4 separate regions of the Mus musculus genome follow, and all the other regions are linked to region 1. The links are chromatin loops, found by intact Hi-C in ENCODE. Cell type or tissue: heart. All regions are shown on one strand. Links, peaks and the distances in the headings refer to the core of each region. The heading gives the core; the rest is flanking DNA. Region 1 overlaps Txnrd1 (thioredoxin reductase 1). Region 2 has its middle 16 kb from the start of 1700028I16Rik. Region 3 holds the start of 1700028I16Rik (RIKEN cDNA 1700028I16 gene). Region 4 overlaps Glt8d2 (glycosyltransferase 8 domain containing 2).

Evidence for each region. Peaks named below come from ENCODE experiments on the same cell type or tissue, not always from the same donor. Only the 100,000 strongest peaks of a DNase experiment are listed, where the experiment ranks them.
Region 2: it touches region 1 in a loop (5-fold over the local background); 13 of 42 quality-filtered maps call a loop at or near these places.
Region 3: it touches region 1 in a loop (5-fold over the local background); 34 of 42 quality-filtered maps call a loop at or near these places.
Region 4: a loop joins it to region 1, with 12 times the contacts of the local background. A loop is called at or near these places in 11 of 42 quality-filtered maps.

What each region holds. Positions count from the first base shown.
Region 1 is chr10:82,897,039-82,905,055 of GRCm38, forward strand. It overlaps Txnrd1 (thioredoxin reductase 1), which reads left to right. Exons shown (of 15, transcript NM_001042513.1): 15 at 1-686. Among named protein-coding and RNA genes, the nearest start is that of Gm33781, 34 kb to the right of the region's middle. In heart, for the core only: a CTCF peak has its summit at 4,624 (motif pointing left); DNase peaks (open chromatin) are centred at 2,043 and 4,633; H3K4me3 peaks cover 1,027 bases; H3K27ac peaks cover 271 bases.
Region 2 is chr10:82,792,650-82,800,328 of GRCm38, forward strand. It overlaps a transcript of Hcfc2 not described here. Among named protein-coding and RNA genes, the nearest start is that of 1700028I16Rik, 16 kb to the right of the region's middle. In heart, for the core only: a CTCF peak has its summit at 2,912 (motif pointing right); DNase peaks (open chromatin) are centred at 2,572 and 2,902; H3K4me3 peaks cover 1,051 bases; H3K27ac peaks cover 1,225 bases.
Region 3 is chr10:82,805,168-82,813,184 of GRCm38, forward strand. It overlaps 1700028I16Rik (RIKEN cDNA 1700028I16 gene), which reads left to right and starts at 6,956. Exons shown (of 3, transcript NR_038042.1): 1 at 6,956-7,192. In heart, for the core only: no CTCF peak of the experiment used is centred there; a DNase peak (open chromatin) is centred at 2,254; H3K27ac peaks cover 508 bases; H3K27me3 peaks cover 676 bases.
Region 4 is chr10:82,661,713-82,669,729 of GRCm38, forward strand. Glt8d2 (glycosyltransferase 8 domain containing 2) reads right to left here. Exons shown (of 10, transcript NM_029102.3): 4 at 2,913-3,084; 5 at 454-571. Among named protein-coding and RNA genes, the nearest start is that of Glt8d2, 25 kb to the right of the region's middle. In heart, for the core only: a CTCF peak has its summit at 4,932 (motif pointing right); a DNase peak (open chromatin) is centred at 4,929; H3K4me3 peaks cover 698 bases; H3K27ac peaks cover 515 bases.

The DNA.
Region 1 (8,017 bases), core at 1,624-6,623:
GAAAAACCAAATGGTTTTTCTTTTTTTCTGTTCAGTGAGCCCACAGGAACTCTGTCAGGACAGCCAGTACTCTGCCGGCATGGCTGCTGGGGCGTTTACGGTGTAGTTTAGCTCCTAGGTTACATGACCGTGAACATGCTGGCTGAGGACTACACAAACCAGGTTTCCCACCATACACGGCCTGGCCCTGCAGCTTCTTTTCTTGCCCTCCCCTTTGCCTGTCCCCACCTGCAGTACTGAGTGGCGTTTCACAGTACCCTTCTGGGCCACCTCAGGGAAGGGATTTGCCTGGTGTCCAGCCAGCAGCACCCACCCTGCCCCACGAGGCTCCCTCACACCTGCCCCCCCGTCCTTGTGTTGAAGACAGTGGGAAGAGGAGAAAGGACCAGGGAAACCAAGGGAGTTGACTGTTCAGTTTTATTTATTTATTTTTTAAGTTTTTTTTTCCTTTCAAGTCTGCCAGTCTCTGAGATCAGAACAACAGACAGTGTAGGGTAACTAATCATGTGATTCTCTTAGTGGAATGAAATGTTCTACCCCCACAAGAAGGAGTATACGTCATTGTTCATATTCTGTAATCGCACAATGTATTGTAATGCAAATTCCAATTCCATGTATTTTTATTACAATTTTTCTGGAAAAAAATGTGAACCAATAAAAGATGTTGATGCACACGCGTGCCTTCTGACTGAGTGGTGCTCTGGGCTTCTTTGACACCGCACAGGGCTGAGTCAGGCTTTGTATTGAAGGCTGAAGTCTTGTCGTCTCATACCTCTGGCGCCATGCGATTGCCCGGGCAGCATCAGCTGAGGGTATCCGTACAGGCTGGCGGTTCTTCAGTTCTGACTGGTCCTTCAACCCTGGTCTTCCGGGAAGCAAAGCCATCCACACCGTGAAGTCACCTTCTGGGTGTCCCAGCAACGTGTGCATGGAGAGCTGGTGCGTCTCGCTCCAGGTGGCCGTGAGGGTGTGCGGTCTTCCTGTCCACCCACCTAATATTTCCCCAGACCCTGGAAATGTAATCTCTGTGATTTCAGCCGCGCCTACCACAGTGTTGACGTCACAGACTCTTTGCTTGCGTGTACGAGCCGAGCCGCAGTAGCACCAGTCATTAAGCAGAAGCCCCACCCTGTCTTCCCAAAATGCATTTGCTTTTTACCCTGAGCAGCTGCAGGCTACCATCAGTAACAGCCCCGCCAGTGCTCCTAAAGCCAGGCACAGGGCTGGACACACACAGCTGGCTTATCCTCACAGTGCCCTGACAGCCCCCTGACAGGAGGTGGGAGTCACTTTTTTCAGGATTTTAGCCAGTTTTTCAGGATTTTAGCCAGTTTTTGGATACCAGGTTGGAGGCCAGAATCGAGCCTTTGGCACCAAAACTCAGCCTCAGTTCCCTTGTTACACCTTGACAGGCAGGTGTAACTTTAATTTTTTTTAATCTTTATTTGTTTATTTATTTATTTATTTATTTATTTATTTTTTCAAGACAAGGTTTCTCTGTGTAGCCATGGCTGTCCTGGAACCCACTTTGTAGGCAAGGCAGGCCTCGAACTCAGAAATCCGTCTGCCTCTGCCTCCCGAGTGCTGGGATTAAAGGCGTGAGCCACCACCGCCCGGCTCTTCATCTTTATTTTTAATGATGGTTCTTAAACATTATAACCTCCCTTTTAGCCTATCACCCACTAGAGGTAGTGGGAAAGAAAGGATAGGGGCGAAGTGGACCTGTTTAGAAAGGTTCTGTGTTGTCTGGAAGTCAGCAGGCAGCGACAGCTCATCCACTCGGAAACACTTCCCAGACAACACCAGCAGTCCAGACAAATCAGTATCAAAGTCAGGAGAGCAAACACAAATCAGCATTGGTGGTACGACCTAGCAGAAACAGCCAGGCCTCAGCCTTAGCACAAGTTAGCAGGAGGGACCAGGAAGGACCCCAGAAGACTCTGAGATCCACTAGCCCTCTCTGTAAGCAAGCCTAGCTCCGCCTCCTAGCTCCTCCTGTCCTCGGAGTCCTATTTATACTCCCTCCTCCTGTCCACGGAGTCCTATTTATACTCCCTCCAAACAAACATCACATGCCCTCCTCGGATCTTACTTCAGCATTCGTGTCTGTCTCAGCTGATATCCCTCTGCCAATCAGCCTGATTCCTCGGAAGCAGCAAAAAAACTGCAGCACACCACCAGAACTTTTTTGGTGTGTTCCTCTCTATAGGCTCCTGACAAATGCAGCTCAACTATGCCATGTAAGGCAGACCAACACATGTGCGTCATTAGCAAAGAACCCTTCATCATTTGTCTTTTCACGTGCTTTAGCAGAACATCCTCTCCTGTGTCTGCGTCAGCTAAATGTTGTCTGCCTTAGCCATTCACACCTGTGTCCACTTCATGTGTTTGCCCCAGCAAAACACCATCCAACCGACTTTCCAGAGAACCCTTCCGTTTCCACTTCATCTTTGAGTGGCAGTGCTGTGAAGGGGGTGGGGGGAGCAGCCTGGAGGACAGGAGCACTGATACACATACAGGGAGTGCTCACTATTGCCTGGGCTGAGGGTCACACTTCCGCCTCACCCCAATCCCTGCCCTGGGTGTCTTAGTTTGGGTTTCATTGCTGTGAAGAGACACCATGACCAATTCAATTCTTATAAAGGAAAACATTGAATTGGGGCTGGCTTCTGGTTTCAGAAGTTCAATCCCTTATCATGGGGAGCATGGCAGTGTTCTGGCAAGCATGGTGCTGGAGGAGCTCAGGGTTCTGCATCTTGATCCAAAGGCAGCAGAAGGAGACTGACTGGTTGTAGCTTGCACATACATAGGAAATCTCAAAACCTGCCCGCACAGTGACACACTTCCGCCAAACAAGGCCACGCCCACTTCAGCAAGGCCACACCTCCGAATAGTGCCACTCCCCATGAGCCTATTGGGGGTCATTTTCATTCAAACCACCACACTGGGGAATTGCTGGTTAGTGTTTCTTGTCAAGTGGACACAAACTAGAGTCACGTGGGGAGCGAGAGGACCACTGAGGAACTGCCCTGTTCAGACTGGTCTGTGGGTTTGTCAGTGGGGCAGTGCCCAGACAAATGATTGATGTCGGATGGCCCGGCCCACTGTGGGAGGTGCCATCCCTGGGCTGGCAGCTCTTGTGTAAGGAAGTCAGTAAACAGCGTTCCTTATGGCGCAGGTTCTCAACCTTCCTAAGGCTGCAACCCTGTAACATAGTTAGTTCCTCATGTTATGGTGACCTCCAACCACAGAGAGCCATCGCTCTACAGTCTCTGCTTCAGTTCCTGTCTGTAGGTCCCTGTGCTGACGTCACTCGGTAACCGATTGTTACCTGCGAGTGTAAGTTGAAGTAAGCCTTTCCTCCCCGTTAGTTTTAGTCAGCATTTTATCACAGCAACAAAAGAGCAAACTAGGGCAGTAAGTGACAGGCAGCCAGCTAGCTTTGGGCACATTGTGTTTCCACCTCATTCCTGACCTAGACCACCTGGGGCTGAACCCCAGCTCTGCCTCCCGGTGGACAGCCACTGATGGAGACTCTGCTTAGTGTCACTGTTCCCTCAGGTCCCTCATCTGTAAAATGTGAGCTCATACTTTGCAAGCTGGCAGACAGATCCACCTTTTGTTCAGTAATGAGCCGGAAGCTGAAAGACTGAAGTGTTGTACCAGGGCCCCACTCTTACCCTCTCCACCCGGCTTTTCAAAGGTGCTTGAATTCGCCAATGCTCCCTGCCAACCAACTCTCATGGAGGAATTTTACACTTTCTTGGGACTGAGAAAGCACGCTGTGACATACCGTAGATTGTAATGCTCCCTCCCCTTGTTTCCATGGCAACTGCCCCTTTCCGACTTTCCCTGCATCTCTTGCTGATTTATATTGCCTGTATCAATTCTTCCAACATCCCTTCAGACTATTCTGATCAAATTGCATAACAACCCAATACGTGTTACTGTGTGCCTACTCCTTTGATCTTCAGAGGGTCCGGTAGGAGTGGGGGCTCAGCAGGGTCTGCCAGTGAGGAGAGAAAGTGGGTATCAGGGGGTTCTCAGTCACCCATGAGCATTGTTTTGTTTTTTGTTTTTCGAGACAGGGTTTCTCTGTGTAGTCCTGGCTGTCCTGGAACTCACTTTGTAGACCAGGCTGGCCTCAAAATCAGAAATCTGCCTGCCTTCGCCTCCCGAGTGCTGGGATTAAAGGTGTGCGCCACTACGCCAGGCTATCCATGAGCATTGTTAATGTTGCTAAGATAGCGGCAGCTGGGTCATCCCAACCACTAAGTACCACGAACAAAAGCCCAGCATTTGCCAAAATGCTTATTTAAAAAAAAAATGCTTCTGAAGGTGAAGGCACAAACCTGAGTAAAGAAGCACAATGACCCGCTCTTTCACTGCCTACACCGAAGGCTCTCAGCCTGGAGCCAGTTGGATCTGGTTCCCAGACAGCTGAAGATAGGGTGCTGAAAGATGGCAGTTCAGAAATACAAACGTGCTGGAGAGTGAAGACTTCCGAGTAGGCCTGAGGGGCTATGGAGAGAAGCACTGCGCAAGAGAACCTGGAGGCGCTCCATCACACGCTGGAGCTCCACAGGCACAGGGGACCCCTGCGCCTGAGATGGTCTGCCCCCTGCTGTCTGCCCTAGGAACAGCAGGCTAGCTCCTACCAGACTACCAGCGAGTTTTATAAGGACAGACATTTGAATGAACAGGGACCCAGAGCCACTAATCCATGGTCAGATGACTTGCTAGAACTGAGCCCTCATCTTGTCACCCCCAGACATCTCTCAAAGGTCCCACCAAGGTATGGGCAAGATGGCTCAGCTGGTAACTGCACCCACCGCCAAGCCTGCTGACCGCGGGAGGGAAGTAAAGATCTAACACCTTGAAGCCATTCTCTGAACTCCTTCACACACTTACCTCCCTCTGCACAAACACACAATAACTAATTAATTATTAAAAATGCCAATGTCGGGCTGGTAAGATGGCTCAGCGGGTAAGAGCACCCGACTTCTCTTCTGAAGGTCCTGAGTTCAAGTCCCAGCAACCACATGGTGGCTCACAACCATCCTTAAGGAGATCTGACTGGTGTGTCTGAAGACAGCTACAGTGTACTTACATATAATAAATAAATATTTTTTTAAAAAAAACCCTCACCCAATGTTTTTTAAAAAAATGCCAATGTCCCACAATTCCACTTTGTTTCTTTTTTCTTTTTTATTATTTTTAAATTAATCTTTGCATTTGTTTGCATTTCAAATGATATCCCACTTCCCCATTACCCCTCCTCAACCCCCCCTCCCACATCTGCCCTTTCCTCCCTCCCCTTTGTCTCTATGAGGGTGCTCCCCCACCTGCCCACCCATCCACTCCTGCCCCACCACTCCAGCCTCCCCCTACGCTGGGGCACCAAGCCTCCACAGGACCAAGGGCCTCTCCTCCAACTGATGCCAGATAAGGCCATCCTCTGCTACATATGTATCTGGAGCCATGGATCCCTCTCTACACTCCTTGGTTGGTGGTCTAGTCCCTGGGAGCACTGGGTGGTCTGGCCAGTTAATGTTGTTTTTCCTGTGGGGTCGCAAAATCCCCCTGTGTTCCCGCTTTGTTACTTTTACCCCACTAACATATACATGTATGTGTACACATAAACACATATTTATATAGTGATATATGTGTGCACACACACACACACACACACACACCCCGCATGCAAGTAGTTCTTTGTGAATTCTGGTCCACACAAGCCATGGTGCATGTGTGCTATAGCACACATGTGAAGGTCAGAGGACAACTTTGGGTTCTACCTTGTTTGACAGCAGGGTTTCCTGTGATCTGCCATTGTGAACACCAAGATAACTGGCCCTTGAGCTTCCCGATACTCTCCTGCCTCAGCCACACATCTTGCCATAGGCGTTCTGGAATTACAGGTATGTACTGCTATGCATGCTTAGCTTTGAAGTGGGCTCTAAGAACACATATCTTCATGCTTGCATGATAAGCCTTTCACTACTGAGCCATTTCCCCAGCTTGGGGACGAAATTCTATCTGCGCTTCAGAGGTAGCCGTGTCCACCTGTGACAGTACATCCAGAGATGGCCGCTCCATGGTCGCGGCTTCTGGATCCACACAGATGCATGGATAACGTCGTGCATGCGCCATTCCAGCTTTTGCTCTCTTGAAGGAGCTCCTTTAGTACTTTCTAAACAGTTGGTCGGTTGTTGACTGTTTTCCAGAGTCTGTTGGGCCAGCCGTGAAAGGCTCCATTACATAGGGGGCTTCTGGAACTTTCCGTCTCCCCACCTCTGAGTGGAAAGCAATTCTGACCTGGCAGTTATTTTTGGCAAACACCAGCTGCCCTCAGAAGAAGCCCTCAGTGCAGAATGAGGCCAGTTGCTGGAGTCTGTGGGTGAAGCTATAAACTGCGGACCCCAGGCAGCTCCGGCAAGGTCTGTTTCCTTCTCTCTTCCTTCCCACTTCCTCTCTTCCAAGCTTCCACTAACAGCCAGGGGTTGTGTGCTTCCCTGGGTCTGTGGGGACTGTGGGGCACAGGTCTGTGTGGTTGCCTCTCTAACACGCTGTTCTGTCTCCGCAGACCTGAGCTGCTGGCCTCTCCTGAGCACCCTGCTGTGGCTGACACACACAACCTTTCCCCGTTCCCACACTGCCTCTTCCAGGAGGCCTGTGTCCTGCACGAGAGATTGGCTTTCTGTGGGAGCTGTGGGTATCCAATCTGAGGTTTGTTGGTTGCCTGTGGGTTTGTCCCTTCATTTACCATACAAAATAAATCTCATGGGAGGTCCAAGCAAGGCTAGTTGGGTACTTGCCCACTTAGGTTATGAAGGAGCAGGGTGCCCAGGCCACTGTGGCAGACAAGCCATTTCAGGCCACCAATAAAAACACCACTGAAGCTCTTGTTGACCAACCTTCTGTCCAACCCCTGGGTCTTCCGTGCTGGCTTTGGTGGTGCAGAAGATTCTGGGTGTTGGTTCTCTATGTTGCCCTGGTCCATTCTGGCACGGCAGGGAAAGCTGTGATATTCTTGTCTTCAGCACCCGGCAGGGACAGGCTCAGCATCCCGCAGGCTTCATCCTTTGTTATCTCAGTAGCTCTGGCTCATATGTGCTCCTTACCCAGGGGAACACGGAGCCCTACAAAGAACAAGCCACTGCCTGGGATCACCTAGCCTGTCAAAGGTCAAGTCAAGACTCAGACACAGATCCAGTTTCCCTCTGGAGTAGGTGACTTTGTCCTTTTCCTGTGCCCACCTTCTCTGTTCCCTTAAGCCATTGTCCCTTGCAGGGAGCTGACACTTTCTAGGGTCTACTCCCCCATAAATCTGAATGGTGACTGTTCAGGAAACAGCAGTCTGGGTCTCTCTCTCTCTCTCTCTCTCTCTCTCTCTCTCTCTGTTGTATGGGTGAATTCTGTGTGTGTGTGTGTGATGTGTGTGTTATATGTGGGTGTGTTATGTGTATGTTGTGTGTTATGTGTATGTAGGTGTGTTATGAGTGTGTGTGTGTTGTGTGGGTAGGTGCTGGGTGTATGTGCTGCATGTGTTTGTGTGTTTGTGTGTGTTCCAGGCTACTGAGCACCTGAAGGAGAGAAAATGAGCCTGTGAATCCCACTGGGTCTGCAGACAAAGGGGCTGTCTTGTTAGCTCTCTAAAGAGGATGGTGATGGGGGCTGGAGAGATGGTTCATGGGTTATGAGCACCGGCTGCTCTTCCAAATGGACCTGGGTTCAGTTCCCAGCCCCCACATGGCAGCTCACAACTGTCTGCAATCCAGCTCCAAGTGATTTGATGCCCTCACACAGACATACATGCAGGCAAAACACCAACACACATAAAATAAAAATAAATTATTAACAAAACCAAAAGGATGGTGATCAGGATGAGCTAGACACCGGCTCTGAGTCCAGCACGCTCTGGTTCCCGCCTCTCTCTCAGGTCAAAGGCTTGAAGGCTGAGCCATTTTGTGTGTGGACATTCTGCTTCCTAGTTTGTGACCCAGCCAGCAGGAAG
Region 2 (7,679 bases), core at 1-5,000, 110 kb before region 1:
GAGGGGCTGTGGGCTGTTGTGTTTAATAAAATCTTAATCATTTGATTTTACCAATGAAGAGTTGGGAGCCAGATGCTGATGTGAGAGCCTGCTAGGTCAGAGAGGCAGAGAGAGTACCCAGCTGACCTTCCTTCTCAGCCCCAGAAACAATGCCCTTCCCTTACTCCATCTCAAAAAACCTCCTTCACACTCAACCAATGCCCCTCCCTTCTGTGATCTGCGTCTCTCTATCCATCCTCCTGACTCCCTCTTACTCTCTATGGTTTTTTTTCTTAATAATCTTATGTTCACTTCCTGTCAACTGTTGCTTGCTCTGCCTCTTGACCCAGGGTTGACTTTATTTAATCCTGTTTATAATACTCAAGCAGAAAGCTTTTGGATTAAAGGTGTGTGCTAAGACGGAGCCACGCCACAACCAAAAGCAGTTCTTTTCCAGTAAATAACACAATTTCAGGGTTTACAATGTGATCAAATATCTAGCAACAGTGGGCAGTTAATCGCTTCTGGGGGAGGGAAGTCAGTTTTCTTTACAAGTGTGACCCTTGGTAAGGGTGTCATGCTTCAGTGGATGGCCCCATACCCTAAACTCAATGGGTTATTAAAAAGAGAGGCTATGAGGTTGGGGGGGCAGTAGACAGGTAAGAGTCAGTTTAGAAGGGGTTGGGGGGACAAGTGAGGGATGAATATGATCAAAATACATTATATAAAATTTGCAAATAATTAATTGCTATATTGAAAAATTATTTCCTCTACTGAAATGTAACTCTGATTGGGAGATGGAAAGAGTAAGAGCATAGTAATTTGACATTTAAAGGTGACATTTCAAGGGACATTTTCCCCATGTTTTATGTGGCAGATAGAGAAAGCAACTGAAATGATCATAGACAGAGGCACACAGGTCACAGCAAATCCTTAAAGAGAATACTACACGGCCATGAAAAAGAGTGGAGGCGATCTCTCTACCCTGCTGAAGGATGAATATAATGCATCGGTAGCTACAAAACAAAAGGGAACCTAAGAGTCTCATGTCTTAGAAGTAAGCCTGTCAGCCGGTGGCTGGACTTGGTTCCTGGAAAGTATGACCTTAGGTCAAGCAGCCATCAGTCAGCTAAGGTCCCCACAGCTGAGATCTGAGAACACATTCTCACGCTCACCCAAAGGTCTCGTCTCCTGATTTTACATATGTGTCACATACACATGATCTCACATAAGCCAAGAACTAGCAAGAGGAAATTAGATCACTGACTGGCTTAGAGAGAATCCAATCAGGACCTTACAGAAATTCCTATCCTGCCAGAAGTTTGTGGCTATCAAAGATAGTCTGGAAACGAAAAAGGGCTTGAGTTCTACTGAAAGAACCAAAGGAGTAGCCAAAGGAGCCTGCCCCAGTAAGGATGGAGTGCCTTTGAACCCATGTATTTCTATATAGTTTGGGTTAAGAGTGTACTATTGATACAACAATAATTATTCTTTCAGCTAGGTATGATATTCCACTCTATTATTTATAACCTGTGCTTATAGGCAGATCAACTCACAGCCTCAATGCTTTATTAAAAAGTGGAATGTGATTCTCAAGTAAAAAAAAAAAAAAACCAGAAATCACTAAAGAGATGTGTGTTACTCTTATTCTTGGGGGAACAGACTATCTCCTGGCTATGACGATTCTGGAATGTGTGGTTGGGCTTAGGGAGTAGTTAATACTATTTTTTTCAGGAACTGTTTTTGTTTTAAGGGACTGGAAAGCACAATTGTTTGTTTGTTTGTGTATTCACTTATTTATTTTTGAGACAAGGTCTCTCTATGTCTCCCTGGCTGTCCTAGAGCTGATTATATAGATGGGGCTGGCCAGAACTCACAGAGATCCACCTGCGTCTGTCCGCACACCTCTGTTGCTGAGTGCTGGATTTAGACATTCTGTTACTTTCTATCAGTTCATCAAAGAAAATGAGGACAATTTTTTTTTCTCAGCCAGATTATCGCTGTTAACTGCTCTCAACTACTTTGTTCTTTGGAAGGATTCGGAATTTGATTTTAAGACGTGATGCGTTTGGAAATTATCAGTTTAATTTTATTCATATGTAATCTCTTTTTTCCAAAGATTTATTTATTTTTATGTGCAGGAGTGTTTTTGCCTGCATGTATGTATGTGTACCACATGTGGCCAGAAGAGGACACTGGTTTCCTTACACCTGCAGTGGGAGTTACGGACAGTTATGGGTTGCCATGTCGGTGCTGGGAACTGGACCCAGACCCTGTGCAGGAGCATTGCTAAGCCATCATTCCAGCCCTTGACCTTTTTTCCCCTTTGAGACAATATCATGCTCAGCAGTCATCTTCGTTCAGAAATCACTACTTTCTCATCACTTCAAAAGCTCCACTAAGAGATGGCTAGTCACAGCACGGGAGAAAGGAGAGGCTAGACAGTGTCTCTTCCTCACGTACAAAGCGACAGGAAAGTCTCATTCAGAACTGGGTCTCATCTTGCATGCTCCGCCCACACTCCTGTTCCAGGAGGTTCTCTGCTTCTTGTCATCAAGCCCAGAATGCCTGCCTCTGCCTCAAGTGCTGTGATCACAAGCCTGCGTCATCATGTCCAGCACGTGTAGCACTGGGGACCCCACTCAGGGCTTCCAACAGGCTGGGTGAGCCCCCTGTCCACTGAGCTACACCCGCAGCCTTGTTTGGACATCTCAAGCTTCCATATGTTGTTTGTCTGTCGTAGACAGTACCATGGGGAGAGGAAGAATGCCAGTTTCCCCACTCCAGTTTCCAGCACAGCACTTAACCGGAGCCAAAGACAAAGCTGTGCGGAGAGCCAGCCGCAGGAAACTCCTGACGTTGCTTCCAGGCAGCAGGCTCGGTTCTGGGAACCAGTGTGCACTGCTTAACGCATGACTCAATCTGCCCAGAACCTGCCAGGGGAGGGCAGTAGCTCCTTGCTTCACATTCTTGTCTCTGTCTTCCCCCCCAGGAACTGTTTGCAGATCCCATGGATGCTACCTGAGCTCCGGAATGCCACCCCTTCTGCTACAGGGCTTCAGTCCCAAGTCCCACCCGGCCAAAGAACTGGGCTCCTTGCCAGCGTTCCTGCCCCATCCCATCCTACCTTCCTGCCAACTGTCAGAGATATCATCAATAAATTGTTTGAATTATTCAATTCTAGAGATTAAATACTCCCCTGCTCCCCAAACCCAGAGATAAAATCAAACTCAAAACAGTTTGACGGAAAGCCGACCGTGTTTTGTAATCTGCCCCACCCCCACCCCTCCCAGGTTCCTCCTGGCTTCTTTCTCATCACTCGCCCAGGCATGGTTCTGGTGTTGAGGCATCTGCATGCCTCTCCTCCTTCATCTGGCTATTTCCCTTCTTCAGACTCGACTAGAAATTGTGCTCAGGGGCTGGGGGTGTAGCTCGGGGAGTGGAATGATCCAACTGGGCTGGGGTTCAGTTTCTGGCGCTATGTAACATGGAGAGGGGTGTATGTGAGCTTGTGTGTAATTGCGGTACTTGAGAGGTGGAGGCAAATGGACCTATTCAGGGTCATCTTTAGCTATATACACAGTCGAGACAGACTTGGCTATGTGAGCCCCTTACTTTAAAAACAGGAGGAGGAGGAGGAGGAGGAGGAGGAGGAAAAAAGAAGGAAAAGAAGAGTGAGAAAGAACGGGGTAGGGTGGGAGAAAGCATCTACTTCTGGTTGTTCAAATTTCTATTAAAATCCTTGACAAAGGAACTAATGCAATGACTTGCTGGTTATGAGTACCGACATCCAGGGGACCCAGGTTTGGCTCCCAGCACCCACATAGTAGCTTACACCCACGGACCAGACACCAACATCCTGATCTGGCTTCTTCGAGCACATGTGCCGCACAGGCACACACAGGCAAAGCAATCATGTTTGAAAATAAAAATTTAAAGAATAAAAAACTGCTTGATGGCCTGCTCTGTTTCGGAGAGAGGAAATAAAGTCGAAATAAAAACAAAGCAGGGAAAGAGAAAAGCAGCAGCCACCTGGAGGAAATGGTTACGTAGTATCTGGTCCTACAGCTGCCTGCAATTATCCTCCCTTACAAAAAGGGGAAAATGCCGGAGTCTCTGCTCTTTATCTGAGCCGGTAAACACGCCTGACTGCAAGAAAGGAATTTCTCGTTTCTGTCCTCTTTAAGGCTACCCCAACAATGACAGGATAGTTAGAACTAGGCTGAAATGCCTATCGGTACCAGAAGAGCCCCTGTGCAATGGCTGAGTTGGTCTTTTCTGACGAGCCCATGGCTAAAAGATTTTTCTGGTCCCCCACTTCTTTTTTGGTAACTGAGCTGTTCCCCTAACAATGCTGTGGTCACAGAGAAGAAGGAAGGAGGAAACAAGTGTGTCTTGCAAGCGATGCTCTGTTCCTGACTTCTCATTTCTTTCTGCTTTCTTTGTTCTACCCAGTACATTTAGTTTCCCTGAGGGGACATTGGTTGCTTTTGGATGTCCAATGTTCTTTCCCTTATGTGTGGACTGGCCTCAGAATCAGAATGGGTTTGACTAGTTCTACATACCGATGGAGCCCAACTTGCCCTCAGCAACGGACTCTGCCCTTGATGACTCCACACACCACCCACCCACACACACACCACTTTCAAATGTTATGCATATAGGTGTTTTCCCGGCCTATATGTATGTCCAACATGTGCGTGCCTAGTGTCAGAGTGGGCAGGGAGGCAAATGATGCCCTGGGACTGGAGTTTACAAACCACTGTGAGGTTGGCTCACAGTGGGTGATGGGAATTGAACCTGAGTCTTCTGAAAGAACAGCCAGTGCTCTTAAGCAGTGAGCTTTCTCTGCAGTCCCAACCCTGTGCCCTGGAAATTAAAAGGAAAGATTCAGGATCAGACAATATATATATATATAGTTATATATATATAGTTATATATATATATATATAGTTATATATATATAGTTATATATATATATATAGTTATATATAGTTATATATATATAGTTATGTGTGTGTGTATAGAATATCTTGGGTCATTTTGAAGCCTGCAAGGGTTCACCCCAAAACTCTTCCAATTTATTCTCCAGGTAGTTCCTGCCCAATCCCCTTCAATGACTTCCCACTCCCTCTGGATAAAATCTGTCTTCGAGGGTATATCATTCCAAGGCTTTGAGATCTGCCCCTCTCTCCCTTTCAGAACTCAATTTCTTAGAAGCACAGTCCTTTCTTTCTATCAAGGCTTCTAGTGCTTTCTGGTCTTTGTCTGATCACATGACCGTTATTATTTCCATGGCTCTGCCCTTGTCTCCACCAGATCAAGGACTTGCTTTTTCTTTCTTTCTTTTTTTTTTTTTTTCAAGACAGGGTTTCTCTGTGTCGCCCTGGCTATCCTGGAACTCACTTTGTAGACCAAGCTGGCCTCCAAATCAGAAATTAGCCTGCCTCTGCCTCCCAAGTGCCAGGATTAAAGGTGTGCACCACCACCGCCCAGTGACTTGCTTTTCCTAATTCCTTTCTGTGTCCTGGTTGAGAGACGCAGGGTGAGTGCCTTGCCCAGCCTCTCCTGGGGCTAGCTGTGTACTTCCTTCTGAAAGCTGGGGCATTGATAGAGATGTAGCCCAGGCCTTAACCACATTCCTTAAAGTTTACTATAAACGCTACACCTGTACTCTGATTGTAGACACACCTTGGTGGCCTATCCCTGTGTGTGTGCCCATTGCAAGGATGCAGACATTCAATAATGGCTTCTAACGGCTTGACCAGTCACCTGGTCTTTGCTGCTTTTCTTTGGTACTCCCCACTGGTCCATCTAGGCACAAGTCTAGGCAAGACAATAATTGTGGGACTTTGCCTGCTATCACTGTGGGGCCAACTCCAGCTACAGCTTCTGCTGAACGGAACCTCCTGATAAGTTAATGGCCTGACTGAATTGCTCTCTGGCAAAATTGATTCAGATGAATGGCATGCAGGTGGGAGGTGACACGGAGACCATGCTCGTGGAGAGGTGACACGGAGACATGCTCGTGGCATGTCCTCTAGGGGTCCTCTAGGGAGGCATGTTCTCTAGGGAGGTGATTCAGATGAATGGCATGCAGGTGGGAGGTGACACGGAGACATGCTCGTGGCATGTCCTCTAGGGGTCCCCGCTGCATCTTTTTAACCTGGAATCTCCCTGAGATGATCTCCATAGTAACTTCCCCCACCTCTTCTGTCCCTCGAGGCACACCAGATAGATCTGTGTTATTTCTAAGTGAAATGTCTTCAATCCTTCAATCCCCCGTGACCTCATACACCTGTTGAATGGGATCTCTGGGTTCAGGTGTGATTTCTCAGCTGTCATTTTGACCTGAGGAAAAAAGATGAGGAAATCTTACCTCCTTAGATTGGCATAGGCATAAACAAAGTGACAAGTGAACAGGTGTGTGTTAGTAAATGGGATGGTTTGTATATGCTCGGCCCAGGGAGTTGCACTATTAGGCGGTGTGGCCTTGTTAGGGTGGGTATGGGCTTTTAAGACCCTCATCCTGGCTGCCTGGAAGCCAGTATTCCACTAACACCTTTCAGATGAAGATGTAGAACTCTCAGCTCCTCCTTCACCATGCCTGCCTGGATGCTGCCATGCTCCCATCTTGATGATAATGGACTGAACCGAACTTGCAAGCCAGCCATGATTAAATGTTGTCCTTATAAGAGTTGCCTTGGTCGTGGTGTCTGTTCACAGCAGTAAGACCCTAAGACACCATCTATCTATCCAATCTATCTCGATATCTATCGTGTGTGTGTGTGTGTGTGTGTGTGTGTGTACATGCATGTGTGCACCTTCTGGCCTTGATGAGTGTGTGAAGGTCAGAGGACAGTTTTCAAGGGTTACTTCTCTCCCTCCATCATGTGGGTCCTGGGGATTGAATTCAGGTTGTCAGGTTTGGCAGCAAGTGCCTTTACCCACTGAGCCATCTCACCAGCCCTTGTTTGTTTTTTTGAGACAGGGTCTTGTGTTGGCATATTTGTTTTATTATTGTATTGGGCTCTTATACCTTATTCTACCCTAATTTCTTCCCACCCCTGACACTAGGTAGGAGAGAAAGAAGGTTAGAGGAGAAAGGGGGCGTAGACCTCTGTAGGCTATTTCCTGATGATGAGGATCAATGGGTTCCTTGGGGAAAGTCCAATCTTCTACATCAGGATATCCAGCAGTCCAACAATCCAGCAATAGCAAATGGAACAGCAGTGGGAAGGGGGGGGGCACAGCTGGGAAAAACCATGCCTCCCTAGAGCACGAGACAGTCATAGTCAACATCTGTGGACAAACTGAAGCAGCCCCATATTCCACACCGGAGATTAAAACAAAAGCATTCATATACTGGATTTTTAACAAAACCAAAACTCTCACTACAGTCTTATTATATAGTTCAAGCTGTTCTAGAACTCACAGCAATTCTCCTGCCTCACTGTCCTACATGTTGGAATTATGAGGCCTGTGTCACAATATCTGGTAGGAATCATTACTTCTCATAAACATTTGAAATAATTTCACCACATGTTACCCCAAGGCACGCTGGCTCCAAGCAGACAGATAGTTGCAACGTGAGGCAGGGATTTGGGGCTACAGTCTAGACCTGCCTTGGCCAGGAGCCCATGCCCCACCCAGCCTTAGAAGATTTGGCCTCCAGCCTTACCTGCTGCGTCCTGAGGTGT
Region 3 (8,017 bases), core at 1,579-6,578, 92 kb before region 1:
CATAATTTTTAAATCCAGTGCAAGCTCAACTGACCAGAGGGCCCAATGGATCAGAATGTTTGGTTAATGGATAACTGAGGTTGGATACGCTGTTAGAGACAGCTGGTGTTCATTCTCTTAGGTACCCAGCCAGGTGCTGGCTGAGGGCCGGGAAAGGGGGGTGGGGGGCAGGTGAGACACAGGCCTGCCTTAGCAAGTTTGGCGATCTTACCTGAGGTTGCCCAGCATCCAGCCTTTCTTAGCCAACTTCTGCCCTGTGAGGGAGCCCTTGGAGCCTTTCTGTGGGAATATCCACAGCACTACTCAAATGCCATGAGAAAAGGAGATCAGAATATTCTGGATGCACTTGACCCAGCAAGCCCAGTGCTGAAAGAGAAGCAGGAGAAAAGCAAGTGGTGTGGCAGGAAGGGAGTGAGCAAGACAGAGTCATGGAGGAAGGCAGCGTTGAGAGGTTGCCTGGACAGTCAGCACTCGGGACCTCCCAACACAGGTTCATGCTAGAGACTGGCAGCTGTCTTAGTCCTGTGTGTGCTAACAGATAGCCTGATAATGGAACCTTTAAGAAGAACGGGGAAGTATGAGGTCAAGGGGCAGCTTCTGGTGCGAGTCCTCTTACTGCATCAACCCATGGCAGAAGGTGGAGATGAGAGATCACACCAGAGAGATGAAGTGGGGAGGGACAAACTCATCCTTTTATCAGGGCTGCAGAACTGTGATCTCTCTCTCTCTCTCTCTCTCTCTCTCTCTCTCTCACACACACACACACACACACACACACACACACACACACACGCACACTTTAATTTTTTCAAACCTTATTTGTAGTTCGTAAACACTTTAACCTCCCTTGTAGCCCACCACCCACCAGAGGTAGTGGAAAGAAAAGGATACAGGCGGTGGGAGGCAGGGGGAAGGGGACCTGTTTCGAAAGGTTCTTTGGAGCAACTTTCCGTCTCTGTTGTCTGGAAATCGGCAGTTCAGTTCACAGGTTAGCAGGCAGCAGCAGCTTGGTCCCCTCGCAAACACTTCACAGATACACCAGCAGTCCAGTTCAGTAGAGTTGGGTTAGCAGTAGCAGTGACTTGACCTAGCAGAGACAGCCAGGCCTTAGTCTCGGCTTGAGACAGCGGGGGAGACCAGGAGGAACACCAGGTGGGGAAGAGTGGTTCTGGGGAGGAGGTGCGGGCTTTAGTATTTTCAATCCTCCTTTTAATATGGGTTCTTAAACGCTTTAACCTCCCTTCTAGCCCACCACCCACCAGAGGCAGTGGAAAAGAAAGGTTATTAGGATACGGGGGAAGTGGACCTGTTTAGAAATGGTTCTTTGGAACAAATCCCATCTGCGTTGTCAGGAAATCAGCAGTTCAGTTCACAGGTCAGCAGTGGCAGCTCGATCCGCTCACAAACAGTTCACAGATACACCAGCAGTCCAGTCCAGTAGTGTCGGGATAGCGGCAGCTGTGGCACGACCTAGCAGCAACAGCCAGGTTTCAGAGAAATCAGCAGGAGGAACCAGGATCACCAGGAACGCCAGAAAAGGTTCATTGCTGTGCCTCTCTCAATGAAGCAAAGGTCAGATAAGATGCAAATCCAAGAAGTGTTGCAAAGCCAGCTCTACAAGCAAGCAATGCAAGGACCCCTCCCCTTCCCCATCCCCCGTCACTGTCCGCTGAGTCCTATTTACAGTCCCTCAAAACATTACATGTCCTCCACGGGTCTGCCTCAGCACACGAGTCTGTCTTAGCAAAACTCCAAGTGTGTCCGTATCAGCTGACATCACTCTGCCAATGGGCCGGAGCCCGAGGATGCAGGACAATGCAGAACTGTGCCACCAAAGCACCACCAGAAGCCTCTCGGTCTGCATCTCTGTGCAGTCATGATAAACAGAGCTAGACATCGCATGTAAGGCGAACCAATACATGCACCTCACTAGTGAAGAATCCGTCTTCACGTGTCCTTTCACACGTTTGCTTTAGCTAAACATCCTTTCACCTGTGTCTGCTTCAGGAAAACACTTGTTCACATGTTTGCTCCAGCAAAACATGACTTTTCAGAGAACCCTTGAGTTTCCATTTCAAGGAGACAATGCTTTTGGACAGCTGGGGTTTCCGGTATTTACTAGACACTGAAGTAGGCATGCAAGTCTACAGTTGGACGCCCTGGCCTGCTCCACAGACAAGGTCAGGGCAGGTGATAAACATTTGGCAGTCATTGCTGGAGGGGTGACATTTAAAGCTTGGAGGCCTGGTGACTCAAGGACCACGCCTCAGCGAGTTTCAATATCAAGTGCCAAGGAGGCCTGCAATAGTCGAAAAGGAGGCTGAAAGGCATGATGGGAAAAAAAGCCAGGAGAGCTGGCCCCCTGGGACCCATCCTCCCCAGGAAGAGAAGATAGCAAGTCTGTCACTGAGAATTATGTTGGCGTGCAACCACAATGTCCCGTCTTTTGATGCTCTTTAAACAAGTCATTTATAATTAAATTAAATTAATGTCAAAACAAATGTTCCAGGGAGTAATGTGTCTCACTCATGCCTAGGGGTTAGAGCAGTGGTCCTCACCCTTCCTAATGCTGCAACCCTTTTACAGTTCCTCATGTTGTGCTGACCCCCAACCATAACATTATTTCATTGGTACTTCATAACTATAATTCGACTACTGCTATTAAATTGTAATATAAATATATGATACGCAACCCCTGTGAAAGGGTCACTGTTATAAAATACAATGTGGTGAGGAGGTACCTGGTGTCCTCCTGAGAAGTCACGCCATGCAACAGATCTGGTATAAAGGGGGGTTAGCTGGGGGAAGGGAGGGAGGGCGGGAGCCCCCCCCCTGGGAAGGAGTAGAGGCAGGCAGATGTGAGTAGAGCCTTGAGGGCAGAGAAGAAGGGTGGGGGACAGAGACAGACAGAAATGCAGGAGGAGACCGAGGGGCTGGGAACATTTGGGAAGAGAAAGAGGAGGGAAGGAGGGACGGAAGGAGGGAGGAAAGGAGGGAGGGAGGGAGGGAGGGAGGGAGGGGGAGAGAGAGAGAGAGAGAGAGAGAGAGAGAGAGAGAGAACTGCGGTGGTGAGCAGTCCTTTTCTATGCTCAGGCACCCGGTAGCAGCCAGTAATGATATAATCCTGTTGCTAGGGCCCTGGGAGGAGCCTAGCGGAATCAGGAAATAACCAACTGGCTGATAGTCATTCAGCCACCAAGGGGTAGTGACCTGCAGGTTGAGAATCACCGGGTTAGAGGATGCTAAGGTCATTGTGATATTGGTTCAGATGGGAAGCCTGGAGGTCAAGGGATCTGGATTTAAGTAGGATCCTGGCTGAGTAAACACAGACCACCCGAATTCTCTTCAGAAAAACAGAGATAACGGTGCCAGGGGGCAGCCAGAGATGCCTCATTGTAAGTAACTAAGGAAGTGTTGGCTTACAAGCACAACAGACTGGGGGTGTGTGGTGGGGGAAATGACACAGTGTGTCCATGTTTTTAGTTAAATGTATGCTTTAAACAGAAAAAAAAAGGTCAAGATACAACTGGAATTGTGATTATTGTAATCTTAGCATAAACTGCACTTTTATGTTTTTATTTTATTTTATTTTTTTATTTTTCGAGACAGGGTTTCTCTGTATAGCCCTGGCTGTCATGGAACTCACTTTGTAGACCAGGCTGGCCTCGAACTCAGAAATCTACCTGCCTCTGCCTCCCGAGTGCTGGGATTAAAGGTGTGCACCGCCACTGTCCGGCTAAACTGCACTTTAAAAAAAGGTACCTCTAGCTGGCCATGGCGGTGACCGGTGGCAATCAAGAGATCTGGATTTTAAGACCAGCCTGGGCTTCACAGGATCTTGTCTCAAAACACTGAAGATGAAAAAGAGTCTGGGGATGTCGCTGCATTTATAGAGAACCTGCCAACCATGCAAGGTTGGATTGCCCAGCTCCAGGAGGATCTGAAGGTCAAGGCCTGGCTACACAGAGAATTCTAGTTCTGAGGTCCTTGAAGAGTTATTTCTCTACCAGTGACATGAGCCAATTCAAGCCAGATTATAACATATTAAAGCAGGTTTATTAGGAAGCTGCTCTGGGGCGGGCGAATTCACTGGCCCTAAGGGAAGAAGCCAGGGAAGTCGCCATGGAGAGGGAAAGACGGTGAGAGGGAAGAGAAAGAAAGAGAAAAAGGAAGGAAGGGAGGGGGGAGGGAGGAAGGAAGGAAGAGGAGGAAGAGGAATGAGGAGGAGGAGAGGGCCCTAAATGTCTGGGTTATTTAGGTAAGAGCCTCTGGAGGAAGGGCAGCCCAGCCCCAGGGCAGGAAAGTTCAAGGTTGGGGGCAAAGTAGGGACTAAGGGATGCTGGGAGAACGTGGAGGACAAGTCTGCTTTGATATGTAAAATATGACCTCAGTCCTTTGTTGGGGGGAGGGGGTCCCGGAAACCAAACAGTCCAGTCTTTAAAAAGAAGAAAACAAAACAAAGCAAAACAAAACCCCTAAAGCAACCGTCTTGGTATAGCATGGAACAAAAGAGACCCAGCCTGGATCCTGAGGGGCAGAGCTCTGCCTTTGAAAGTTCAGTGACTATTTCAACAGTTGCCAAGGACCTGCAGGAGGCTCTGATTACTGTAAGTAAAACGAAGGACAGACAGAATATTACACAGGCCCAGAACTGCAGTTCTGTGCTTGAGCAGGCCTGTGACCATCTAAGGTTAAAAATTCACTTGCAATCTTCACTAGTGGGGACACAGAGGGGGTCTGCAGTCTGACCCCCACGTGGCACTATGTCAGGACAGCCTTAAGTTCCAAACACAAACATGTTTAGTGCAATCCTATTTACAATCTTTTTTTAGAAGAGAAACAGTTTGGCAGGAAAGATGGTGCATGCCTATAATCTGGACACTCAGAAGGCTGAAGCAGGAGGATTGCAAGGTTGGGTCCAGTTGGCTACACAGTGAAAGCCTGTCTCAGAACACCAGAAACCAAGAGGCTGGGGAGATGGCTGTGGAAAGGTTCTGCACAGGCCTGGCCATCTGAGTGGATTGGGATGTAGCAGTGAGAGTCTGAAAGGCTGGCACACCCAATGTGAGATGGGAGGCAGAGACTGCAGAATCTCGGGAGCATTGGATGCCGTTATCCTGGTATGTGCAGCAGAAAACAAGAGAGACCCTGCCCCAAATCAAGGAGGATCATGAGGGAGGTGTCTGCAAGCACATGGGAACATGCATGCGAGTGCGGGTGCGTGCGTGCACGCACAGGCACACACACACAAGCAGAGAGAAAGAGAGAGAGAGACAGAGAATCAAAACCAAAAATTAAGTTTCAACATTTTACACAGTGAAATAGGCACCTGCAGTCCAGCAGCATTATCGTGTGGGCCATTCTATTACTGTTACTAAAACCCAGCATTTCCTTCAATACCTAATTACTATAATCTCCCCGGCACTGTGGCAGGCATTTGGACAACATCAAAGACAAAAGCACAAAGGTGATATTTTGGTGAAGTTTATAGTCCCAGATCAAGGCGTGGGCATAGGAGTCAGAGGTCAGAGGGGAGACTAGAATGTTCTTAGTGGTCAACGCAAAAACACGACTGTCATCTCAAAGGGCACGAGACACTATGACTGACTATGACCAGAGACCGCAGCTAGCCTGGAATAACGTGGTCCAGTGCAAAAGCTGCTATGTGAATTTTTGTAGTCTCATGGTTATGATTAGATAATCATAAATCAAGACCTTACTAGATACGTAGGTGGGTTTCAGCAATGCAAGGAAAACTCTTACAGGTTCGAGATGCTATCTGCCCATGTGTTCAGGCACACATGTGTAACCCCACACACACATACATACACACACAGGGGAAGGAAGAATAAAATCAAGAGTAAACATAGCAGTGCATGCCTATCTGTATATATATATATGTATACATATATATATATATGTGTGTGTGTGTGTGTGTGTGTGTGTGTGTGTGTGTGTATGTCATATAGCACACACGGGGCAAAAAACAGAGGCTCCTTAATTTAAGGTCAGCCTGGGCACTACATAAACTCTGTCTCAATAAATAAAACCTTAAAAAAAAAGGCAGCTTATTTTTCAAAAGCAGCATGGCAGGATGGCAAATTACCCCACTACCCATTGCCAGATAAGGCTGTGGGAGCAGAGTGGTCCCAAGTTCTTTAGAACCAAACTAAAGAACTAAAGCAAAACTCGGTTACCAAACAGTTTAGCAAGTTTCCAGGTGAGCCCTGGTTAGACACAAGACCCTACCTCAAAAACCACAAACATATTAGTAAAAAGCATCCAGAGGCACGGCTCAGTATAAAGGTGCTTGCCATCAAACCTCAGGAGATGAGTTTTAGTTTGATCCCCAGGACCCACATGATGGAAGGAGAAAACTGATCCCTGAGTTTTCTGTTTTGTTTTTACAAGACAGGGTTTCTCTCTGTAGACCAGGCTGGCTTGAATTTACAGAGACCCACCTGCCTCTGCCTCCCTCTAGTACTGGGATTAAAGGCCTGGATGTGCCACTACCGGCTGGCTTGAGTTGTCCTCTGACCTCCATATGACCTCGACATTAACCATGACACCTGTGGGCTACCTACACATTTTTAAAAAGTCAAAGAAAACAAACAAGTGTATGAGATCCACGGAAAAGCAAGCTGCTCCCAACCCCCATCCTCTCCCACACCCATCCCCATCCTCGCCCACTCCCATCCTCATCCTCACCCCCCCCACCCCCACCCCACCCTCACTCCCATCTCCATCCCAATACTCTCCTCCTCTCCCTCTTCAGGCTAGCTCTGTTGGCGCGGCCCATCGCTTATCTCTTCCCTGGCCGGCAGGGGGCGCGCGCCCTCCGCTCGCCATCCTCCTCCTCCTCCCGCGCGCGTGGACCGCCCCCCACCCCCCTCGCGTGCCGGGCTGCTCGAGAGCAAGGAGGAGGGGGACCGGAGGCGCGGAGGGCAGGAGCGGCGAGGGTGTGTCAGGTACGGCCGAGCAGCGCCTGTCCACGCTGCCCCGGCAGCGCGCTCCTCCTTGCTCTCGAGCAGCCCGGCACTGCCCTCCCGGAGCTTCCGAGGAGTCGGCTGCTGGGCCGGAGCGGAGAGGGGCACAGGTCGCCAACGGGCCGCCCTGCCTCAGCCGCAGGTTCTCAAGGGCGTTGGTGGCTCCACAAGCTCGCCCGCCCGACCTCTCGCCGCCCCAGACCCGTGTAAGCATCTCCCGCGATGGTTTCAAGTAACCCCCATTTTACAGGTGAAGAAACCGACGCTCCAAGAAGTTAGGAAACTTGCTCACTCAGAAATCTGCCTGCCTCTGCCTCCCGAGTGCTGGGATTAAAGGCGTGCGCCACCACGCCTGGCTGTTTTTTGGGGGTTTAAAAAGATACTTTATAAACAGGTAGAAATATAAGCCAAGTTACTCCCCAAGTTACCCAGGCCAGAGTGGCAGAGCTGGGACCCAAGCCGATGCCATTGGGCTGTAGGTCTCTGGCTGTGATCATTGGTTACACGGCCTCCCCCACATCCTTTATAGGTCCCAAAGGGAAATAAAACACTGAACCCTGGCTTCTGCCGAGATGGTGAGATAGGGGCTCGCCCCACGTGGGATGCATAGCTGATGAGGGAAGGTTGGTAGGGTGTCTGGCGCAGGGTCCTTCCCTGCATTCCAGGTCAGGGAGCCCCAGGGAAGGACAGGAAGGCAGAGGACCTAGAAGAGCGCTTATGATGGGGAAGGGGAGGTCTTCGGAGGGATAGGACAGTACCCGCGTGAAGGGTGGATAGCTCCTGTGGCCATCGCTTCAGTTTCTTCTCACTTATCACGAGGGAGTTGGAGATGTGTTCTAAATCGATTTCTGTGAGGCACCTACTCTTACTAGGTGGTTTTTTTTTTTTGTTTGTTTGTTTGCTTTTTGTTGTTTTTTAAGATTTATTTATTTTATGTATATGAGTACACTGTAGCTGTCTTCAGATACACCAGAAGAGGGCATCAGATCCCATTACAGATGGTTGTAAACCACTATGTAGTTACTGGGAAT
Region 4 (8,017 bases), core at 1,807-6,806, 240 kb before region 1:
GCACTAGGAAAAGGACTGGCTTCTCCTCAAACATGTGGCCAACACCAAGGCACATAGCTGTCGTGCTGCTGGCTTTCCTTGGCTTCCGGAAGAATCAGAGCTAACCAACGATTAAGCAAAGAAGTTACAAGAGCAGAGGTGTTTTGGATGATTTTGCTGACCTCACGACTCCGCCTACCTCCAGCTCCCAACTGTAGCCCTCCTTCACGCACACATACGTAGTCTCCATTTTTATGCCTCGATTCTTTTCAGTAGCTTCATTATGCTTATATAAACCCTAGCTTTCCTGGAGCAGGTGGCTGCTGAGTTAAAAATAAGCAGAGCTTCATGGAGATCTAGCACACTTGGGACTGAAATATCCTATGTGCACATCAGATGGCTAGAGCTCTACAGGGAATGTGGATGCAGGACTGTCCCTACTGTCCCCACTGTGTGCATGACTTGTATACTCACGGGCTGGAGCAGCTCAGGCCTCGATGAGTCTGGTCTAATCTTCCCCTTGAGGACTGTAGGATTGAACTCCACAATTTTGAAGTTTATTTCTCTCAGTTTAGAATGTTCGATCCATTTTCTAAAGAGATAACAGAAAACTTCAGGTACACGTTTCGAATCTTTCCTGAATTTAATCTGCATATCCTTCCCGGGGCTCGTCTGCTCCGGGAAAGTTACAGTTAAGTATATGTAGGCATCGTTTCCACGTTATAAAGCCTTCTGATTGCTTCGCCATCTGGCCTCACTTCCAATATCTCCTCCTCCCCACCCTCAATCTCATAACTCATTCTGCAAAGGAAATGAACAAGGTAGTAATAACTGAGTTGAGTCCTACATCCAAAAATCCACAGGAAACTAGAACAACAAGATGGGGTCCTTTCTCGGCAAGTAGCAGCTGCACTCACCAGACCAACTGCCACATGCTACTGCTGAGACACTGTGGCGGGTGTGTGTGTGTGTGTTTGTGTGCCCAGCCTCTGACAGTCTTCCGTTCCCTCCCCCTCTGTCTCTCACCCCTCCTCCTCCCCCCTTCAGCCTGTCTTTCTTCCTCCACCACCCTCTCCCCTTCAGCACTCAGTCTCACAGGGTGTCTATCTTTCATCTGATTCATTATGACATTCCTGGTAGAAATCGTCTCCAAAGTTGGCGGGCCACTCAAGCCACAGATGGCAACATTTGCAGCTGATTGCAAATTGGCAGGAAAGGGCTAGGGGTAGGTAGCTTGGTGGCAGAGCTCTTACTATTGCTTGGGGGAATGTGGTAGTTGCCACAGAAGTATGTTTGCTTGTGGCTATCTACAGAGATGGACTGTGGGTTCATACCTTCTGCTTTTATATTTTGGCTCAATGAGAACAGGTTTCAAAATATTTAAACACTGGGGGAGGAGAAACCAGCTAGAACTAAAGACACCCACTTTGTTGACTGTATTGCTATGAATTGTGTGATCTATTCTCTTTTGACTGGGTCGATTGATTAGTTGGCTGGTTGATTACTTGGCTGGTGTCTTAGTTAGGGTTTTACTGTTGTGAACAGACACCATGACCAAGGCAAGTCTTATAAAAAACATTTAACTGGGGCTGGCTTACAGGTTCAGAGGTTCAGTCCATTATCATCAAGGTGCATGGCAGCATCCAGGCAGGCATGGCACAGGCAGAGCTGAGAGTTCTACATCTCCACCCAAAGGCTGCTAGTGGAAGACTGACTTCCAGGCAACTAGGGTGAGGATCTTATGCCCACACCCACAGTAACACACGTACTCCAACCAGGTCACACCTATTCCAACAAGGCCACACCTACAAATGAGGCCACTCCCTGGTCCAAGAATATACAAACCATGACAGCTGGTTAGTTAGTTGGCTGGTTAGTTAGTTGGCCAGTTAGTTGGTTGGTTATTTGACTAGTTTGTTTATTTGGGATAAGGTCTCACCACGAAGCCTAGTCTGCTCTCTAATTTGCAACCTTTCTTCCCCAGCTTGTTCAGGAGTACAGGTGCTGGCTCTTGGTGGTGCTATTTTTACAGAGCTGTGGATGGAATCCTGGGCCTTAGTGTCCATTCATATTTTATATTCATTTTCCTACGAGGCTTACGTTTTTTTAAAATGTTTGCAACAGTTCTTCATTATAAGCCATTCTTCTTACTAATCTATTTTAGAGCTAATTCCATTCGCTGTTCTTCATTATCCAGAAGTTCTTGTGTTACACTGGCAAGTCCATCAGCTTTTTTTTTCCCCTCCTAATTCCTGGGCTCAGGGAGGTACTGTCCAGACCAAGATCACACAGCTATCCTGTATTTCTAAAACACATTTAAATTTTGATTTTTCAGTTGTTTTCCTTTTACTCTAACTCCTATTCATTTTTTAGTATGACATGTTATAGAAAAAACCAGCTCCAAATTATAATATGATCTACAGATTTTAATTACTGTAAGTTTGTAGTTCAAATATCACAGGTCACGCTTGGTTCAATGGGAGAGCATGTGCTTAATCTCTGTGGAAGCGTGGATTAAGTCTCTAGCACCTCTCCCCAAAATACAGTTAGTGAGGATGCTTAAGAAATAATAACAATCCATTAAGAAAATAGAGGGGGTGCTAGAAAGATGGCTCAGTGGTTAAGAGCACTGACTGCTCTTCCAGGGGTTCTGAGTTCAATTCCCAGCAAACACATAGTGGTTCATATCAATCTATAATAGGATCTAATGCTCTCTCATCTGGTGTGTTAGAAAGCAGCTACAGTGTATTCATAAAATAATTTTTAAAAGAAAGAAAATAGAGGAAGAAGAGGAGGAGGAGGAACAAGAACAAAAAGAAGAGGAGGAAGGAAGAAGAGAAAAGGAAGAGGAGGAAGAGGAAGAGGGATGGCTATCTAAAGAAAAAAAGATTAGAAGAAAATAGAACCTTCAAAAAACATATTATAGAAACTACCGTATTCGAGGCAGAGTGCTCCGTAGCCCCACTACGTAGAACACAAGGTTAGCATCGGTGTTGCTGTAAATGCTGTTGATGGCTGCCATGGCTGCACCCATTCTCCCTGCTGCTGCACAGATCACCACTGGAATCTCTTCTTCCATGTCCTCGGGGGACTCGGAATCAACGTCTGGAATGATTGAAATCGATGACTCAGAGCACAAGGAACTTCCCGGGAGAGCAGTTTCTAACTCCTAGTCCACAGTGCAGGGGAAGACTGTTGCCCTCACATGCAGTCTCTCCTCCTTCCTTATGCCAACCACTAAAACTTCTTTCCCCAAGATTCCCTTGCTGCAAAATGTGATCAAGTTGGACAAATGGGATGTTCTTCTAAGTTATTCGTGCACCTACAGAATCTGCAGGTCAGACTAATGCTAAATGCCTGCCTCCTTCCGCTGGAATGCTGACGAGATACTAAGAGGCAGAGAGCCTTCTTAGAGTGATGATACCAAGAACATCAGAACCGTAGTGTGCGCGTGATATTGATCTGAAGGGCTGTGGGATCCTCGGATCAGGTTCTTATGGGAAGACAGGGTGAACGTCTGCGTCCCTATTATTTCAGGACTCTTGTTCAGAAGCCAGTCCACAGCATCACACACATACAGGGCAAACACACAAGAAAGGGCAGAGCCTCACAGGCCCAGCAGCTCTTAACTCCCCAAGTCAGAACTTGTCTGCTGTACTGCTATGGTTTTTCTGTTGCTCTCCATTCCTTAGTCAAGTTGCCCAAATGTTAACAGCAAGAGAAGGAACTAACGAAAGGGCGTGACCAGTGCTTACATCAAATAACTGACCATCCTTTAGCATCAGAACAGACAAAACCACTGTCACTACCAAGTGATATTTCAGCACCAGAATGCAACCTACATTGTGAAGAATAGTAACCAGGCTATGGATACCTGATTTTTATTATGTTTGACCTCTTTTTGCAGACAGTTTTATAATACTTCTCTCACTTAAGTCCAAGGTAGCTATAGCTGATATGTTTATGTTCAATAAACACTTACTGAAACACATTACTAGGTATATTTTGTAAATGGCCTCTCTATTTCTTTTTGGGTTTTTTTTTCTATCTACTTCTGTTTCTCCTACTAGAAATTGTTTTTCATGATCTAGTTCCTTACTTGAGAGAATCTCATAATATACTTTGAAGGGGAATAATATAAAATTCTTAGCTGGGTGTGCTGGGTACATGTGGAGGCAGAAGTAAGTAGACCTCTGGAGTTTGAGGCCAGCTTGGGCTGAATAAATGAGTTCCAGGCCAGCCAGGGCTGCATAGTGAGGCCCTGCAGAATACATACATACATACATACATACAAACATACATACATGCTTTCTGGTATTTGAGTCCAATATGACACATACATAGCCACAAGTTTATCTGTGTCTATTTGTGAAAATATAAAGGCTAGAGAGATGGCTCAGCGGTTAGGAACACTGACTGCTCTCCCAGAGGTTCTGAGTTCAGTTCCCAGCAACCACATGGTGGCTCACTACCATCTGTAATGGAGTCTGATGCCCTCTTCTGGTATGTCCGAAGACAGAGACAGTGTACTCATATAAATAAACCTTTAAAAAAGAAGAAGAAAGAAAAAAAGAAAGAAAGAAAGGAAGGAAGGAAAGTATAAGTGATTTTAATTTTGTTTGCGTTTCTTTTTTTTTTTTTCAAATTCACTAAGTGACCACGAATTATTTTTTTATAAAGAAAATAGTGTTTTGGGCACAGCATCTCATGCAGCCCAGGCCAGCCTTGAGTTTCTGATCGTCTTGCTCCCACTTTTCAAGTTGTGAGTTCACTGCACGCCCTTTTAAAAAGCAAAACAAAACCCAACTTGTTTACGGATTGTTCCTCTAGAGGCAAGCTGTCACCATGCGGCCACGTGAGTTGATCTAACTGACATACAGGCTTGGCTGTGCGGATCACCCACAGTGAGTGGTGGTATTCAGCAATACCAAACTCCTCGTGATTTCCTCAACACCAGGTGGCGCACGCTCTCTTATCTGCCTTTACACATGCTGCTCCTGCTGTCTGGAATCACTCTCTGCTCTTCGTGGTTAACTCTCACGTATCCATCCATCCCAGCTGCGTACTGACATCCACCGCGCAGGAAGTTTGCGACAACTTCCCAACACGTACAGGGTTCTGGGTGCCTGCTGTGGCTGGGTTCGTTAGCTACACTGTTCATTTGTCCATTCCTATTGGGGAGCACCACGAGGGCAAAGGCGGCAGAGTACTTGTCTCTATCCACTGCTTCTGTCCTAAGGACTGGCACCAGAATAGATGCCTTCGTCAGTTATCCCTGTTTCTGCAACTGCAGAGCCTATTTTTGTGCCTGGTTTTCCATCAGACTGTGAGCTTGTTGAGTCACTCCGCTGAGCCTGGCTCCCTGGAAGTACGTGGTGAAAATCTCCTGTGAAGAGCTGAGCTGCGGCATGGAGTGGCCCTAGAGTCCAGAGCCCTCCTGGATGTTTGTAGAGACAGGGAGATAAGAGAGTGGAAAGGCATGGGTAAAGCTTGGAACAGAAATCTGTCAGTCTCTGACTCCTGAGTGCTAGGATTAAAAGTTCGCACCTCTATGTCTGGCTAAATGAATGATATTTAAATAATAAAAACAAATAAAGATTTTTGTGGGAAACTTCCAGCCAAAACAGAAAAGGATCTAGGAAAGCTTAACTATTTTTGCTTAACTATTTTGTGTGTGTGAACATGAGAGTTTATGTATTCCTACATGCATGCACAGGCCAGAGCGGAGTGTCCAGTGTTTTCCTCTACATCTCTCCAAGTTACTGTTTTGGGGCAGGGTCTCTCACTGAACTGAAGGCTTGCCATTTTGGCGAGACTTGTTGGGCAGAGAGCTCTTGAGCGCCACCTGTCTCTGCCCCTTCAACACTTGGGTTACAGGTACCCATAGCCACATTTGGCTTTTTGTACGGCTGCTGGGGAGGCGAACTTGGGTTCTCGTGCTTGCAGAGTGTGGTGTCTTGAACGAGAATGGCCCCATAGGCTTGTATATTTGAGTGTTTGGTTTCCAGTTGGCAAGCTGTTTAGGAAGGATTAGATGGTGTAGCCTTACTGGAGGAGGCGTGTCGCTGGGGCTAGGTTTTGAGGATTGGAACGCCCATGCGCACCACAGCTCCACCAGGCACAGTCTCTCTCTGCCTCCATTAGGAGACTAAAATGTAAGCACTCGGCTCCAGCTCCAGTACCAAGCTGCCTGCCGTGTGAGCCCACCATGATGATCATGAACTAAGCCTCTGAAACGGTAAACAAACCCTCAGTTGAATGATTCTTCTCCAAAGGTACTCTGCTTATGATGTCTCCTTACAGCAATAGAACGGTAACTAAGACACGGAGCGAGCACTCTTACCCACTGAGCCTTCTCTCTAGCCCCCAGGTATACAGGATTTTAAAACCAAAATTCAATCGTACTTTTCAGTAACTTGTTTCTCCATTTAGCATATATAGGAATCTCTCCTTGTCAACTCTGTATTTTTTTTTAAAGAATTATTTATTTTATGTATATAAATACATTGTAGCTGCATTCAGACATAACAGAAGAGGGCATCTGATATCACTTTACAGATGGTTGTGAGCCACCATGTGGTTGCTGGGAACTGAACTCAGGACTTCTGGAAGAGCAGTCAGTGCTCTTAACCACTGAGCCATCTCTCCAGCCCCAGACACTTTTTTAAAAAAAAGATTCATTTACTTTATGTATGTGAGCACACTGTTCCTCTCTTCAGACACACCAGAAGAGGGCATCAGATCCCATTATAGATGGTTGTGAGCCACCATGTGGTTGCTGGGAGTTTAACTCAGGACCTCTGGAAGAGCAGTGAGTGCTCTTAACCACTGAGCCATCTCTCCAGCTCCCTCCAGACACACATGTTTTAAATTATTTTAAATGATGTATGTATAATTTAATGTGTAACCAGATAAAACACTGCCTTTGTAAGAACAGAGACAATTTTACTCACTAGTGTTTCTAGGTCCTAGGTATTGGCTTTAATGATTTACTTATTTTTATTTTATGTGCAATGGTGTTTTGCCCACATGTATGTCTATGTGAGGATGTTGGATCCCCTGGAACTGAATTTACAGACAATTGTGAGCTGCCTTCTGGTTGCTGGGAATTGAGCCGAGGTCCTCTGGAAAAGCAGCCAGTGTTCTTAACCACTGAGCCGCCTCTCTAGCCAGGCATTTGGCTTTAAAAACAGAAATGTGAACCAGACTTTTGTGGCACAAACTTATAAGCCTAATTAGTGCTTGAGAGATGGAGGCAGAAGGATCAAGAGTTCAGGGCCATGATCAGAGAAATAGCAAGTCCAAGGCCAGCCTGGAATGTGTAAAATATTCTTTCAAAAAATTAAATTTAATTTAAAAATTAAGGAAAATATTATTAATTTTAATTATTTTATTATTAGTTTTAAAAAGTTAAAGAAAAGCTGTGACGAAAACATCCAACACACTAAAATATTAACTACTTTGCTGGTGGCAGAACATCTATAGGTAATATTTTTCTATAGTTTCCATAATTAGAAGGTATCTCTTGGACTAATATGAAAATTAATTTAAAAGGTAAACAACATGCTAACAGTTTTTCATTTTTGTAGGGTTGATTTTCGTGTGTAAATTGGGTTAGTAAGGGTACTCTCTCACTGAATTCACACAGGATGAGGCCATAGGGTCAGCTAAAGGTCGTGTGTGTGTGTGTGTGTGTGTGTGTCTGCCTGAGTGTCTGCTTGTGTGTGTATCTGTGTCTGCATGTCTACATGTGTGTCTGTCTGTCTGTCTGTGTGAGTGTGTGCACACAGGGATGCAGGTGCCGGGAGATGCCAGGAAGCCATCAGCTCCCTTGCAGAGGGAGCTATAGGTGGTCTGCTGATGTAAGCTTATTGGAAGTGTGAGAACGCTGTGAGCCGCTTGCTGTGAGCTTGCCCTAGGTGCTGGGAACCAGTCTGTCTTCTGCAAGAGCAACCACTCTCTTCACCACTGAGCCTTTCCCCAGCCCTCTGAAGAGGAGTTTTTATGTTGAGCTGTTGGGAGCCATTTTTGTTCTAAT